Regions from separate parts of the Homo sapiens genome. Here region 1 is linked to region 2. A link is a loop called in an ENCODE intact Hi-C map of the cell type or tissue named here. Cell type or tissue: ascending aorta. All regions are shown on one strand. Each heading gives the region's core, and the rest is flanking DNA. Links, peaks and the distances in the headings are about the cores only. Region 1 overlaps LOC110091768 (a long non-coding RNA gene). Region 2 has its middle 11 kb from the start of LINC01638.

Region 1 (8,334 bases), core at 233-8,232, 330 kb before region 2:
TAGCTAATGCTCTATTTTTATTTTGAGACAGAGTCTCCCTATGTCTCCCAAGCTGGAGTGCAGTGGCGTGATCTTGGCTCATTGCAGCCTCCACCTCCCAGGTTCAAGTGATTCTTCTCTCCCAGCCTCCCAAGTAGCTGGGATTACAGGTGTGTGCCACCATGCCCGACTATTTTTGTGTTTTTAGTAGAGACGGGGTTTTACCATGTTGGCCAGGAGGGTCTTGAGCTCCTGACTTCAGGAGATCCACCCACCTCAGCCTCCCAAAGTGCTGGGATTACAGGTGTGAGCCACCGCACTCGGCCTATGCTCTATTTTTAAATTTAACAGTTTTAAAATTTAACATAGGGAAAAACTCCAAGTGGCCTCATATAGAATGATGGAATTTAAGTAACTCAAGTTCTTTACTACCGTGGCTTATTTGAAATCTATTATTTAAGTGAAGGAATATGGAGTAGTGTAGAGGTGAGAGACACAAAGTTCACCCCAAATAAGCACAGATGACTCTAAGTCATTATGAACTTAATTTTGAATGAATGTCTTTGGTCAAATTTGTATATAGTCAAAGCTGACTATACAATTGAGTTTTCTGAATTAGCTTCCATGTAAAATACAATATTTATTAAAAGATAAGTTTAAAAATGTGCTAATTTGAAGTTTACATTTATGACTAAACCTTAACACTAAGTACAGCAATTGTTTAGAACTTATAAAAAATAATTGGTGGGGGGGAGTATTTCATCTCTGAAATTGTTTAGAATTACTAACTCATGGTGATAACGAAAAGCAGATTGATGTTTAGTTTTATTTATTTATTTTTTTTGAGACGGAGTTTTTGCTCTTCTTGCCCAGGCTGGAGTGCAATGGCGTGATCTCAGCTCACTGCAACCTCCACCTCCTGGGTTCAAGAGATTCTCCTGCGTCAGCCTCCCGAGTAGCTGGGATTACAGGCATGCACCACCACGCCTGGTTAATTTTGTGTTTTTAGTAGAGAGAGGTTTCTCCTTGTTGGTCAGGCTGGTCTCGAACTCCCAACCTTAGGTGATCTGCCCGCCTCGGCCTCCCAGAGTGCTGGGATTACAGGTGTGAGGCACCGCGCCGGCCTATTGCTTTTATGTTCTCTACAGTCTCTGCATGCCTCTGTTGGCTGCCATCGGGGGCAGACCACTCCCACTGCCCATCCTTGGACTCCACTGTTTTGGTTTCCCTGGGCAGTTACCCTCTGTCTGGGCAAGTGAAGATTCTCAGCCTGAGCCCAATATCAACAATGTTCCAGGCTGAAACAGCAGTAGCCAATTGTCTGCCCATTTCTGAACGGTTCTTACTATTCTGGAACTGTAGTCCTTATACTTTTTTTCTTTGCTTTCACAGTTCTGGATTCCCTTAAAAATACTATTTCTGTGTTAAGTGTTTTCTAGCTGTCAGCACACATGCTGTCTTACCGTGACCTATTATATCTTTCTTGGAAACAGAAGGCACTACTGGTTTTTGAATGCTGATCTTATATTTTGGAATCTCACTGAGTGTTCTTATTAGTCGTAAAGCCTTATCTATAAATTCTCCTGGAAAGTTCCCTTCAATCCTTCTTTTAATGACAATTTGAATTATAAATGAGGATTGAATTTTTTCAAAATTTTTTCAGAATGGATTTAGCGAATTATGCGAATTTCTCATTTAATGTGATGTATTATACAATAAGTTTTTCTGATATGGAACCATCCTTGCATTTCTTAGATTCACCCTATCCTTTCATAATGTATTTTCTAAAATATTACTGAACCTGACTTCCTAGTTTTCCATTTTACACTTTCATGTCTATTTTTCTATAGATTTCTTTACTTTTGTATTATTCTTAGTGGATTTTGGTATAAAGGTCTTATTAGCCTCAAATGAATTTGAATTATGCCCCACCTTTCTCATTCTTTAATGCATAGACTATTGGATTTACCTGTACATTAAAGGTCTGACATAACAGGTTTATAAAATGTTAAGCTCCCAGGGAATGAGGTGCGATGGTCAGGAGAGGGGATAATAATAGATTTTGTACAATGTTTAATGGATATTAGACTTTTAAGTCTAACATTTTTTTCTTCTTCTGCCAACTTTGGTCATTTTTATTTCTTTCAAATCATTTTATTTAAGTTTCAAATGTATTGGTAAGTATGCTGCTTGTAGTATTTTTTTTTTTTTTTTGAGACAGGGTCTTGCTTTGTCGCCCAGGCTGGAGTGGTGGCACGATCTCGGCTCACTGCAAGCTCTGCCTCCCGGGTTCACACCATTCTCCTGCCTCAGCCTCCTGAGTAGCTGGGACTACAGGTGCCTGCCACCATACCTGGCTGATTTTTTTGTATTTTTAGTAGAGACGGGGTTTCACTGTGTTAGCCAGGATAGTCTCGATCTCCTGACCTCATGATCCGCCCGCCTCAGCCTCCCAAAGTGCTGGGATTACAGGCATGAGCCACCATGCCCTGTCTGCTTGTAGTATTTTTGAAATAATTTGTAAAAGCTCTCCTGTTTTTGTAGTTAAAAGACTTATGCTGTATAACTCTCCCTTCTCACTCCCTTTCTCCATTTTTTTCTTAATCAGACTTGCTAGAGGCTTTATTTATTTAAAAAGTATGTTTTGTTTTGTTTGTCTTTGAGACAGGGTCTGGCTCTGTTGCCCAGGCTGGAGTGCAGTGGCATGATCTTGGCTCACTGCAAGCTTTGCTTCACAGGCTGAAGCCAACTGAGTGGCTGGGACTACAGGCACATGCCACACCCGGCTAACTTTGTATTCTTTTTGTAGAGATGGGGTTTCACTATGTTGCCCAGGCTGGTCCTGAACTCCTGAGCTCAAGTGACCAGCCTGCCTCGGCCTCCCAGAGTGCTGGGATTACAGGTGTGAGCCACCGCTCCTGACCAAAAGTATTTTTTGTGCTTGTGGATATTCTCCATTGTTCCAATGTCTTGGGGTCAGAGTGTTGGCAATTGTCTTGCTGGTAGCCAGATTTGAGGATGACGAGTTTGCCCAAGGGAGACAATATTATAGTAAACAGTAATTGCGTGGCATCATTAAGTCCTTAAGGACAGGAATGGGGCATTATTCATCCTTTGATCTTCAGTATCCAGCACATGTAGAGAGCTCCATGATGCTTTGCAAATTGATGAATAGGATAGGACCGACAGAGATGCCAGAATTGCATACAAACCGTGTGACCTTTGCAATATCCACCCCCTAATACCTCATTGCCATCTCTGCAGCCAGTAAACTAGATTTTAGCAGAGATGGAAAGACCATTTATTTGGGTCATACTTCCTCAAATGCAAAATGGCTCCATCCATTGTGGGTTTTGGCCCTAAAATATAGAGCTTTCCAGAGCAGTTCTATTTGTTGGACAGGAAATGGCTCTACACCCTTCTCAATAGATGGATACCAATCAGTTTCATTCCAGCCAAGCCAAGCCAACTAAACCCAACGAAATCTACTTAACCCAATTCAATCCACATCAATTCAACTGAAATAAACCGACATAACCCAACTTAGTACAACCTCACCACCGACACAATACAACCCCATTCAACTTGACCTTATTCAGCAAAAACCATTGAACCCAACAAATTCCAACAAATTACATTTCAACATGATGCAACAGACCACTTCTCAGCCACCTAAGTCAACCCAATACAAGCCAATCCAAGTCAGCACAACTCCCAGCACAAGATAGTCCCACAACCCAATGAAATTCAATCTAGCGCAATTTAATAAACTGTTTCAACAACTCTTTTGTCTAAGGAAGGTAAGGTACTTTGGACAGAAGACCAAAATAATGTCTCTTAAATGTCTATTTGTTTACCATTCGTGTTTAATGGAACTCTTGAAATTATAGCCTCTCCAAATCTCCTCAGTGTGTGAGGTAACTGAAACTCAGGAATTAAAGCCGCCTCCCCTCTCTGGCCCCTGAATCCTCACACTTTATTTTATGGAGTTACTGGTCTCATCTGAACTAGATTGTGAGTGCTTGGGGGCAGAAACGGTGTCAAATTCATCTCCCTTCAGTACCTTTAGATGGGCATCAAGAAAATATAGTTTAAACGTATAAATGACTAGAAGTTTGTGAAGCTTATTCAGTTTTGGAGGTCAGTAGCGTTTTATCCCCTTTGGGGACCTGGCTGAGGAGGATTGTCAGGAGGGCCCACAGACGGACCTAGGTTTGACTCCTGGCTTTGCCACCTACTATCTGTGTGCCCTTGGGCAAGTCATACCACCTTTCTGGGGCTCAGTTTCCTTGTTCATAAAGTGAGGGATGTATTACTGACTCTAGGGCTGTTCTGGGGATAAATATTGAGTTGACACATGTGAAGCACTTCCACCATATCTGACATATAATTGAGGATGCATAAATACCTACTATATTTTTTTCCCTGAGTTTCCTTGTTCAGCATTTTCTTTTAGTGACTTGGGGACAGCAGCCTCTGTGGACCAGAAAATTTCAAAACTCTCTCTGGATCCCTTGTAGGATAATACCCTCTCTTGTGATAATTTCATTGGCATAATTGTCAAATAACCACCATTTGTTTTGTATTTTACTATGGTTCTTTAGCTCAAATAAGCCTGCAAATGATTGATCTGGTGGAAGTATGAATTTATACATATAAATAATTAGGGTACAACACACTGTGAGAATCACAATCATTTGGACACCCACTGTTTCCCAGGATGCGTGGGTAGAGAGCTAAAAGCAATGTGATCCCTGTCCCCAAGGAATGTACAGTTTAGTGGAGAACCTGATGCAGAAATAAGACTGGAAGGGGCTAACTTTGACTGAAGGCTCCAGCTACGGCAGCCTCGTATGCTGAGCAGTGGGTTGCCACGTAGGAAGGTAGCTTATTCTGGGCCACCACTGGTGAGTTTTCAACCAGGCCTTTTCTCTCTCTGACACTCAGTTTCTTCAACTGCAAAGTGGGGATCGTGGGGCATAGAAGACATCCTCGTTGGTTGTTGTGAAGATTCAGTGAGAGAGTGACCAGTTCTTAAAGCAATTCTCTGTCTTGAGTCATGAAGAATACATTTGTTGGACTCCACTTTCCATTACGAGAAATACACATTCCATCATCTGAACTACTGGACAAGCGCTTGCGGCTCTCAGACACACAAATGGCCCCGTATGAACAATTTGGCCACCACCATCTCTCTCGGTGCCAGATTGCCTGTGGCAGGAGTTGTGGCTGACCCTAAGTCCTCAGACTGGGGCTCACGTCTAAGCCACATTTGCTGTACTGGGCATGCCAGGACAGCTGGTTCCAAAGTCAACTGCATTCCCTGCCGAGGAGCCAGGGCTGAAGTCTTCATCACAGCCTGGTTATGGCTTAGGCATTATAAATGATGCTGTGCTGACAGCCAGGTGGACAGCCTGCCTAACTGGATGATGCTTCATCTGTCCTGACAGGGACAGCCCTGCAAATAGAATCTGAGGGATGGCAGACCTATTGGAGTCATCGTGTCCTTCCACTGAGTCTGGTGGGACTCTCTTCCACTCATCTCAGACTGGAAGATGCCTGCCTTTTTTCTTTCTTATAAGTCTCCACAGAGAAAGGGAGCTCTCCCCAGGACACACTTTATTTTTCTTTTGGCAGTGGTTAGTGCAGGGTTAAAAAGTTCTGGAGTCAGATCTGTGTTCAAATCTGGATTGAGCCACTCACAAGCTGTGTGACCTTGGGCAAGTTACCAAACCTCTCTGAGCCTCAGTTCCCTTACTGTTAAAATAAAAAAGAAGAATGATGACCAGCTCCAAGAGTTGATGTGGGTTTCAGTTGGAAGAAGGATCACAGGAAATGCTCTGGGAATGGGAGGTGTGATTTTTTGGGGGGACACTGGGTCATCAAGGACAATTGCTCTGCCCCCTCCCTTGGCGTGCATGGGAATGGTGAGAGCTGCCCATCACTTGGGACAGGTATAGCTCTGTCTGGTTCCAGGGCTAGATAAGACCCCCTCTGAAGGGCCACTGGTGTCCTCTCCCGGGCCCTACTCAGGAGGCAGAGTAGCACAATGGGAGGACACAGGACTGAGGATCAGGGCTTGATTCCTGGCTGGGTGACCTTAGTACATCAACTGCTTTCTGTAGGCCATAGCTGATGGGGAAAGCCCTGGATAGAGCTTTAAAAAATAGCCATGTTTGTGTTTGTGGTTCTCAAACTACCCTTCAGGGAACAGAAGTGCTTCAGATGTGGCTGTGCTCACCCCCATGCCCAGCCTTCATTAAAAATAGATTTGTGGCTGAACACAGTGGCTCCTGTCTGTCATCTCAGCACTTTGGGAGGCTGAAGTAAAAGGGTTGCTTGAGGCCACAAGTTCTAGATCAGCTTGGGCAGTGTAGTGAGATCACATCTCTACAAAAATAGGTTAAAAATTAACCAGGGATGGTGGCGCATGTCTGTAGTCTCAGCTACTCAAAAGGCAAAAACAAGAAGATCATTTGGGCTCAGGAATTTGAGGCTGCAATGAGCTATGGTCGTACCACTGCACTCCAGCCTGGGTGACAGAGCGAGACCTCATCTCTAAAAAATTAGAAAGAAAAATAAAAAATAGATTTGTGTTCCAAGTAAGAAAAGCTTAACAAGCTGCTGTTGCCAGCAGACTCTAGGTTTACTTGGAGGAGGTGGGGATTGTATTCTACCTCCAGCACCATGGCCCTCAAAGGCACCCAATGGTAAGTGTCCTCCGTGGCTCCCTGTTGCTTTTTGAGAGTCAGGCCTTCACTGGGCACTCAAGGCTTTCCAACCTGACCTGCCCCCTCCAGCTCACTCCCACACTTTGGTGCTCCAGTTATTCAACTCCAGGCCATTCTATGACTGCTTTTGCTGTGGCCCAACATTTCCTTTTGCGCACTGCAATTCCCTCCACTTTGAAAGCTGTTCATCCGCTTCTCCATGGAGTCCCGTTCTTTTTTTTTTGACTGTCCTAAATTGTTTATTAGGTATGAATTTTACAAACTTTAATTATATTAGCGGTAACGGTGGAGCTGGAGAGTATTGCGCCTTCTCTAAGCTGCCCGGCGAGAACCACCAACAGTGTGGTGGAACTTATGGCCCTTTCCAAGCCCAGGGCTCTTTCAGCCTTCAGATGTCAGCCCACGCATCTCCCTGTGCTTGTGGAGTGGTTTGATGATCCATTGGGTGTCAGGATTTCTTCTGATAGCTTTATGGAATGGATCAATGAGGACAACCTCAGAAAATTTTTATGTGGAATCTTCACCAACCCTGTAAGAATTCAGGACGCTCAGAGCCCCATGGTGGCGTCCAGCTCGCTCCTCTGCAACGGACTGAAGGCTTCGAGCAAACTTTAGCTGGTTAACACCATGATGGACAGGCTTGCTGTAAGTTGCACCCTTAGGAACTGGGCGTTTTCAGCCACCACGGCGAACATGAATCCTATATATAACGGCGAACACGAATCCTATATATAACGTAACCTTGCTTGGCCTTGTTTGTAGCCCAGTCGGTGCACTTTATCAGGCCGGGTGGGGCGGGGAGCCCTGTGGAGAGCAGATAGCTGGCGGTACTGCCAGCAGCGGACCCTCAGAAGAAAGCGCATGACATCAGACTGCTTCTTTCTCCATAGCTCCAGGATGTACTTGTATGCACCCATCTTGGCTTATCTGATGGCTGCCGCCAGACCGGAGTCTAATTCTTTACTTATTCTTCTAGACCACATTGAAATGTCCTCTCACATCAGAAGGTTTCTATTTTGAGCCCTCCAGGGAGAGGTCAGCAATTATTCATGCATTCCAATGCCGCATTTGTGGAATGCTTTACTATGTGCCAGATGTGGGGGATAAAGAGTGAACAAAAAGAGACACAGTCTCTAACTTCATGGAGTTTATATCCTGTTCAAAACAGAGAGTTAATCAAATACAGACACAATTGAGTATGTATTTAGAAATCTAAATTAGTGCCCCTAATGAAACAAGTTGTAGCAGAATGCTTAACAAGGGATCTGACTAAATTGGTGTATTGGAAGAGGCTTCCCTAAAGAAGGGATGCTGAAGCTTCAGGTCCAATTAGACAGGTGAGTGCGGAGTAGGGAGGGCAGCATGTGCAAAGGTTCTGTGGCAGGAATGATGGTGTATGGTGACTGCCCATCTTGGTCTACCCCAGGTAGTCCCTATTGTCCTGGCTTATTGATTAATAGCATTCTCTTCCTTTCTCCAAAGTGGCCTGGTTTGGAAGGTAAATTATATGGTTGACTAACTGAATAAAAAGAAGCTGGCTGGCCACAGTGTCTCACGGCTGTAATCCCAGCACTTTGAGAGACGGAGGTGGGTGGATCACAAGGTCAGGAGTTTGAGACCAGAC
Region 2 (8,334 bases), core at 160-8,159:
TTCTTGGAGTATTGCTCTATCACCCAGGCTGGAGTGAATGGCACAGTCATGGCTCACTGCAGCCTCGAACCCCTGGGCTCAAGAGATCCTCCCAAGTAGCTGAGACTATAGGTGCATATCACCACACCCAACTAATGCACAAATATTTTAGAGGACAAGTTCCTGCAAGCAGGCTTCCTGGGTGTGGTATATTTGTAATCAGTCGTTAAATTAGTATTGAAATAACACCCATGATATTTGGGTGAGTGGCAGAATGGGGCTACAAGCTCTGTCAGAACAGGGCAGAAAGTACAAACAGTACTTTCTTGGTCCCATTTAACAAATGGGAAAACTGAGCTCAGGGAGGCCAGCTCTTGCCCAAGGTCATGGGTGAGTAGGTGCCACGGCCAAGCCTAGAAGTCGAGACTAACTCCCATCGGGGCTCTTTTCTCTCCCCAAGGCCCCATCCAATACTCCTCAGCTGGGACTCAAGAGACTTGTGTGAGTCTCTCCCTTCAGGCCAGTCTGCCTTTGACCACAGCCGGGTTATTGACTGCACTTTCAATGTGTGGCCTTGTGGGTGGAATTACTGGCCCTTAATTGAATTGAAAACAAAAGGAGATTGAATTTTATGGGGAGCAGGAGGCCATTGGAGGGAGGAAATCAAATGCAGAACAAGCATGAAAGGTTCCTGGAGGAAGATGAGCTGCAGGTGGGAGTGTGGGGCTGATGGGGCTGTTTCTGGGTCTAAGGCGGAAGGGAGCTGCCGCATTTAAGGTCAGTCCCTCCCTGTGGGCCCTCTGTTCTCTCACTCCCCTTGTTCCAACCCGACGCTGTCCTCTGATATGCATCCTGCAGACAAAGAAGCACCCGGATTCCCATGCAGCCAGCTGCAATGGCACTGGCTTTTGATGACTCTGGGATCTTGGGTCTGGTTGTCCCAGGCGAGTGAAGGAGGCCAGCTCCTCACTGCAGATGCCCAGCCCAGGGAGAAAGTATGTTTGCATCATGAATTAACTCCATGCCTGTTCATAGCCCCTCTGTAAGAAAGACAGAGCAGAGGGTGGGAAACAAGTCCAGGGAGGTTCCGCCACCAGATAGGAGCCATCCGGGACTTGAATCTGGGGCTCCAACCTTCCAAGCCTAGCACTTTTCCCCCTCCATTGCCCTCCATTCATCTCTCCATGCGGTATGTCTTTCTATGTCTGCAGACTGAGGAACTTGACAGTTGAGCTCACAGACTATAGATTATTTATTTCTGCTTCCCAAGCTTCAGCTCAGTGCCTTCCACATCCTCGGCCCTTGAGAAGCTTTGCTTAATGGATATATTTGTGTTTATGGAAATAGATAAATATTCATGGGAGCCAAGACCTTCCAGAGGAGTGGGATGAGGATGGACCAGTCTTTCCACAGAGGCACCTACTAACAGAAGAGAGTTTGTGGACATAGAGAGAGGGGTATTTTGGGCAAACGGATGGTGTGAGCAGAATCAAGGAGGCTGGAATCTCAGGGGCTGTTTGAGGGGAAATAGCAAACAGCATTCTGCTCAGCCAGAGAAGGATGGCAAGAGGTGAGAACTGAAGACCAGTAGAGGCTGGATTGGGAAGATCCCTACATACCAAGCCGAGGGCCAGACTTTGACTCCAGATTTTGATGCTTAAACTGTCTTTGCAAGGGGCATGTGGCGTACTCTTGTGAGAAAATGGATCCACTGATAAACACAGCACATCTTTCTGGTGTGTTAACTAATCTTTTAGGGTTGATTATTCTTACCTACAAGATTTTCAGTCTTGGAGGTGGTTAAGCATGAAGCCTCTGGAGTGACTACCTGGGTTCAAATCTTCATTACAAGTGCTGGCTATGAGAGCTTGGGCAAGTCACTTCCCCTCTCTTGCCTCCATCTCCTCATCTGCTGGGTGCAGATCATCACAGAAAAACCTTTACATGCATGTTCGTAGCACTTTATCCACAATAGTCACAAACTGAAAACCACCAGATGTCCTTCGACAGGTGGATAGATAAAGCACGGTACATCTATACAAAGGAATACTGACCAGCAGCAAGAAGAAATGAATCGTTGATACCTCTAGCCACATGGACGGATCTCAAGGGCATTGTGCTGAGTGAAAAAAGTCAACCTCAGAGGCTGTATACTGTATAGTTCCATTTATATGACATTCTTAAAGTGACTAACTTATAGTGATGGGGAACAGCTCAATGACTTCCAGAGCTTAGGGCGGAAGAAAGCGTAAGTTTATGATAGGGTAACCCAAGGGAATTTTATCGAGGGGAGAGAAAAATTCTGTATTCTCATGCGGTGGTGGTTGCTCTAACCTAAACATGTGCTAAAATATCATAGGACTATTTTTCTAAATGCATGTACACACTGGATACAAGCTGCATAAGATGTGTGGCATTGGACCAAAGCTGATTTCCTGGCTTTGACAATGTACTATGGTCATATAGGATATTATCATCGGAGGATGCTGGGGGAAGGGAACCTGAGAACCCTTTGTCCTGATTTTGCAACTTCTTGTGAGTCTTCGACCGTTTCAGACTAAAACATTAGCTTTAAAGTGTAGATCATCACAGTCCCTGCTTCCCCGTGCAGATGACAGGAGATGATTTGTAGAAGTATCTGGTACCCCAGTAAGTTTTTGATAAATGTTAGCCAGTGTTACTGTTCACTCTCAGAAAGGAGTAAGGACAGGATTCTGGGAGCATTGCTGAAGCTGACAGCAATTCCTGATGGAAACTCTTAAGGCTGAAAGAGGATTCAGATTTAATCTCTCAGGAAAAAAAAAAAAAAAGCAAAAGGAAGAAAGACAGGAAGGAACAACTCCGGTTTGTATATAAGCCTGTGCTGTTCTGTCGAGCAATGCCTCCCAATGCTTTGCAAGTTCCTTGCGCAACATCTGTTAATCCCGTGATGTCAAATCCCCAACTCACTGAGCCTGGGAAATCGCTGCTGTGTTTTACTGACTTCCCCACACTTGGCAGCTTCCCTTGGAATTGCAGTGTTAATCAGAAACACGCGGTCCCTATTGTCAACACTTTGTTTAACCACTTCTATAAATTCAGCATTAGTGTTGGAGCGATCCTGAGTTGATGGATGAAATCGTCGGCGGCCCCAGACAGCCAAACCCCATAAAACAAAGTCCAGGGCTCAAGGCTCTAAAGCAGGAGACACTTGACATTCACCAAGACACGTGATGCATGGATGACTCACCTCTGAGCTTGAAAGAGTTGTGGGTCTCAGGGGAGCAATGGCTCCAGGAGCAGGGGAGAAGTGAGAACACACAGGAGTCTCCTCATGAGACCCTGTGGGGAGTCTGTCGAAGTCTCTGTCCCCATTGGATTCTGAAAGGAAGCCAGGGAACACGAGGGAATAAAGGAACCTTGAGGAAGAAGGGAGTCCTTGGGATGGAATGACTGGTCTTCACAGACCAAATAAAGACCTTTCTTTTGAGGCACATGACCTCTTTTGACTGGTGATCACCATATAATGAAGGTGGGTGGGATATATTTATCCCTAGAGTGTGGCTTTCTGCATAATCTTAAGAAGGTGTAGAAGAACTCATCTCCATCTGTCCATCACCTGTCTGGTACCTGCCTGGTGTCCTGGGGTCCAGCAGGACAAATCTGAGCTCTGCCTTTGCACTTGGGTTGGGACACCCACGGCTGTGAGCCCTGCTTGGGAGGTGTTTCCATTCGCTCACTGAGCACCTTTTGTATGTCAGGCGAGAAGCCAAGGAAACCACAGTAAATGAGAAGGACGTGGTTTCTCTCCTCATGGGCCTCAGAGTCAGTGAGAGAGGTAGACACTGGAAAAGGAATTATAGAATTAAATTATGAAATGTGCTCCAAGGAAATACAGAATGCTAGAACAAGGGAGGCCCTGGCTCAGTTTGGGAGATCAGGGAAGGCTTCCCGAGGAGGTGATATTCAAGTGGTGCCAGGAAGACGACAGAGGTAGGTTAGGAGCAAAGAGAAGGGTTCCAGGCAGAAGGGAAGGCCTCAAGGCTGGCAGGACCGTGGGCCTTCTGGGGTCCGAGGGATGGTGAGTGGGGTTGGACCCCAGCCCGTGAAGAAGAGAGTGACGTGGAATGAACCTGCAGGGACAAGCAGGGACTGGGTTACACAAAGCATGCTCAAAGCTCTTGAGCCCAGAGGGGAAACCGAGGCACACAATGAGTCAGCGATATCTAGACAGCACTCCATGAGAAGCAACCCTTGGCTTGGTTGGCCTAAAAGCCAACCAAGATGGTGTCTGTCCACCTCTCCTCTGTCGTCATCCCTGCTCCAGGGAAAGGCCAAGTGATTGAAGCATATTTCTCAAGAGTGAGGCCACAGAGACTGCAATCAGCTTTCATCTTCTAGCAGCCTCTTCCTTTGGTCGGGGATGGCCAGGCTCCCAAGGTCCAGCTCAAGAAGAGACTGAGCAAAGGGTGCCGGCCCTTCTCCCGGCTGCCTCCTCCGTCCCCTCCCCGCAGGCCCACAGCTCTCCATTCCACATCCTGCCTGCCTTGGCCAACTCTTTCCAAGTGCCTGTTTTTCCAGAAACATGAGTTGAGCAAAACAGCCCCCTCCCTGAACTTGAGTCTGAAAAAATAACCCCAAGAAACACACGCTTTCTTGGAAAACCCTTCAGAGCCTCCCGCTGCCTTTGGACACGTCAACACTGGGTTAGTTAAAATAATAATCTTTAGGAACTAGAGTTTCTCTGCCGCCAAATGCCTTGCATAAGAGTATCACACACAACCCCTGTCCCTGACCCAGAAAACCGGGCCATGAGCTAACGTGGCCTGGTATCCAGGGTAAAGTCACTTGATTTCATTCTTTATTACTTTTCTATTATTATTATTATTTAAGGTATAGATGACTTCCTGAATATTGCAAGGTCTGGAGCAGCTGGACAGTGTGTTCCAGAGACAGGCTATTTTGAACGAGGCTGTGGTTGAATTTGGGGGACTAGGCTGGAGGTTTTGTGGAGTGTGGAGTCTCTAGATTTGGTGTCCCTTGAGACATGAATGTCCTGTAGAAAAACAAAGAAGCATCCAGTCTAGCTGACTAGCTGTGACCAGGCAGGGCCAAGCGGTGACCATCTGCCCAGGGCAACGAAGCTGTCTTCGGTACCTTCCTCGGGTATTTGTAGGAAAAAAATTCACATTTCTTAGCTCAGGTGATGGTGGATGGACCGTTGGGCTCCTGAGCTCCATCCTGGCCTCCATTGCTTGCCAGCTGTTGTAATTTGAACAAAGGATCTTGCCTCTCTGACCTCTACTTGCTCACCCATAAAATGGCAAAGCTAAGAGATCTCACTCAGGGGTTGTAGTTAAGACCCTGTAGGATAAAGTATGTAAAGTGCTTAGCACAGAACCATCACGCTATGTGGTGACAGCGTGACCCTGCGGAAGATGTCTGCTACCACGCTCTGGGCAGTGACTTGTAATTTCCTCTAAGCAATCTTGGGAGGAGGAGGCTCCTTAAGGAGGTTGCTAAAGAGGGCATGGAATTCTGCAACCAGATTCGACTGGTCTCTTACATCTGACCTATGCAACAGCTGGGCTTCCACCATTGAAAGCTCATATATTTTCTGCCTCCAAGAGCCTCCTGTGAGTTATCAAACCCCCTAGAGTTGATGGAATATTTATGGACTCAATTAGTTTCTCTAAAGCCTTGATGCCATTCAATTTTTAGATCAATCCAGGGAAGAATGTACTACTTGTGTCCCCATTTTACAGATAAGGAAACTGAGTCCCAGAGACTGTACATCGCTTCACTAGCCCTACAGCTAGTGAAAACTGGATGGCTGGGAAATAAAGCAGAAACTCTGATGCCAGAGGCCCTGAGCTAACCATCAGCTTCCACTGCCTCCCAGTGCATCTTCAGACAAATTTTATTCCCATAGCCTGTGTCAGGCAGGGGTCTACTTATTGGCTGGCATAAGCACTGGATTCAGTGCCAAGTCCTCATCCCAGCTCTGACCATTCCTCACTGTGTAGCCCTGGGCAAGTCACCTTCCCCCTCTGAGCCTTCACTCCTTCATCTCTGAAATGGAAATAAAAATAATAATACCTATTCTTAAGTGGCTGGGTTGGGGGACACAAGGAGGCAAGCCAGGTAAAGCCCCAGACATTTGGGAGGTGCAGCAAATAGTTATCTAAATAGTAGTTCTCTTCTTGTTCCAGGTTGACAGATACACTCATGGCCCAACCACTTAGAGCAAGTATTTTCGCTCAACCCAATGGAATCTTCCTCCTCCTCCTTTTTCTTTTAAACCTCTACTCTGACGCTAAATCAAAGCTGAGTGCTGGTCCCTGACAGGTCTTGCCTTCAGCCAGCTGCTGCCAGCAGACGTCCAAAATGCTTTATGGGTCCCCTACCTTTGCAATTAGCACCACGGCCTCTGCAGGATGCACAGGCCTGAAGGACAGGCAATGTCCTCCTCTCTCGGTGGCACCAACTCCTAGAACTCAGAGAGCCATTCCATGCCCTTCCTGGAGCCGAAGGAAATCTGGGTTGCTTCTTTGGACAGCTGGTTACCCCATTCTCAGCTTTGGAGGAGAACACTGGTCTGGGGGTCTGAATGGGGGTGGGTGGGGACAGATCATATCCTTGGTTTTCAACCTGAATTATTATTATCGTTGTCAACGCCATTGTTGTTGTCATTGTTATTATTTTAGCAGAAGGTTGCTTTTTAACTGAAATCTTCCAGAGATTCTGTCAAGATGTAGTGGGTGCCCTGACCATGCCTGCTTGTCCCTCACCCTTCCCATGCCCACTCACTTTACTACTGCCTTTGCCCAGGGGCTTTCTCTGGCCCACTGAGTACACTGGGCATGTGCAAGGGATTAGGCCAGAGATGTAGGGGAGTTGGAGGATAAATATCCCAACTCCCTCACCCCTGGGAGAGACAACTCCCAGGTGTGCTCTGTGCAGCCTACCAGAGTTCCCCAGCAGGACTGTGCTCCAAGTGCCGGCAGCAGTCACCTGCTCATTCACACACTCTGTATTGGTCTCTTCTTTTCCTGTCTCCCTGGTTACTCCTCTACTGGGGCATCCTGAGTTCACCTCCCAAAGGAACCACCTGCCCTGAAGTCTGTATCTCAAGCTCTGCTACTGAGGGAGCCCAAAGACAGATGCCTAAAAATGACCGTAACTACTCACATTTATTTTGCAGTTTCTCTGTTAGTAGGCACTATATTCAGTGCTTTTCATGGATTGGGTCATTTGAAGATTACAACAGTTCTATCTAGAGGAAGGTATTTTTTTTCAGTCCCTTTTTACAGGCAAGGAGATGCGAGATCAGAGAGGTGGAGTACCTTGCCCAGGGTCACACAGCCAGGAAGTGTCAGAGCTTCTCTGTTGGAGGCAGAAGTGGGCACTTGGACTCCAATGGCTGAACCCTATCTTGACCTTCCGAGTTGCTCCAGTGCTCAGCTCTGGAACTCTGTAAACATTTGTCCTGACACCAACTCACTGCATACAGCCAGGGAAGCCTCAGATACCATCAGAAATAGGAATAGTGATGTCTTTGTTTACAGGGGGCTGCTGAGAGGGCTAAATGGGACACAGCTGGTAATGTGCCTGTGTGTGCTGCTTGCCACAGCCTGGTAGCCCTGTGCTCTCCCTCTAGGGACACACTCCACAGTTGCCCTCGTTCTATCTATTCATGTGGCTGATAAAGCAGCCTAGAGGAGGGATGGAGCCAGGCAGCCTACTGCCTGGGTTTGAAGCCTCATTCAGCCATTGATGAGCCCGTGTGACCTTGGGCAAGTCTTAGTCTTCAGTTTCCCCATTTGCAAAACAGAGATCGTAGTAATAGTTTAGCAATAGTATCTACTCACAGAGTTGATGAGGCCATTTAAGGAGGCAGCCCTTGCAAGGCACTCAGAACAGTGTTCCTCTATCAGCAACCCAGGTCACAGCTGTAACCAACGTTTAACCTTGTGGAGTCCTGAGACTTTCAGCAATAAAACGGGGACAATGGCATTCCCACATTGAGTGATGTGATGACAATGAAGTCATGTGAAGGACATGCCTGGAGCATAGTAGCTACTCAGTAAATGATGAGTTTTAATATTTGTGCTGATTAATATTAATTAACTATATGAATAATCATTAATAATATAGTAATTGATATTAACAAATTAGTATTAGCACTTAATATCTAGTATTCCTGGTGTGGCACTAACAGAAATGGTGACTGGGCTCTGATCACTTTCCCTGGGGTGAAGCACGCCGTGAAGGATGTGTACACACCATTTCACTTTATTGTTACAACATCGAGGGTTGCCAGATCAAATATAGGATGCCCCATTAAATTTGAATTTCAGAGGAACAAAGAAAAAT

The links. Peaks named below come from ENCODE experiments on the same cell type or tissue, not always from the same donor. Only the 100,000 strongest peaks of a DNase experiment are listed, where the experiment ranks them.
Region 1: a loop joins it to region 2, with 2.9 times the contacts of the local background. A loop is called at or near these places in 2 of 110 quality-filtered maps.

What each region holds. Positions count from the first base shown.
Region 1 is chr22:26,879,922-26,888,255 of GRCh38, forward strand. It overlaps LOC110091768 (a long non-coding RNA gene), which reads left to right. Exons shown (of 6, transcript NR_146604.1): 5 at 32-149; 6 at 853-1,864. It also overlaps the pseudogene RPL15P22. Among named protein-coding and RNA genes, the nearest start is that of LINC01422, 19 kb to the right of the region's middle. In ascending aorta, for the core only: no CTCF peak of the experiment used is centred there; DNase peaks (open chromatin) are centred at 5,230, 6,320, 6,496 and 7,590; H3K27ac peaks cover 3,847 bases.
Region 2 is chr22:27,209,805-27,218,138 of GRCh38, forward strand. No RefSeq gene overlaps it. Among named protein-coding and RNA genes, the nearest start is that of LINC01638, 11 kb to the right of the region's middle. In ascending aorta, for the core only: no CTCF peak of the experiment used is centred there; DNase peaks (open chromatin) are centred at 2,927, 3,187 and 4,587; H3K27ac peaks cover 3,307 bases.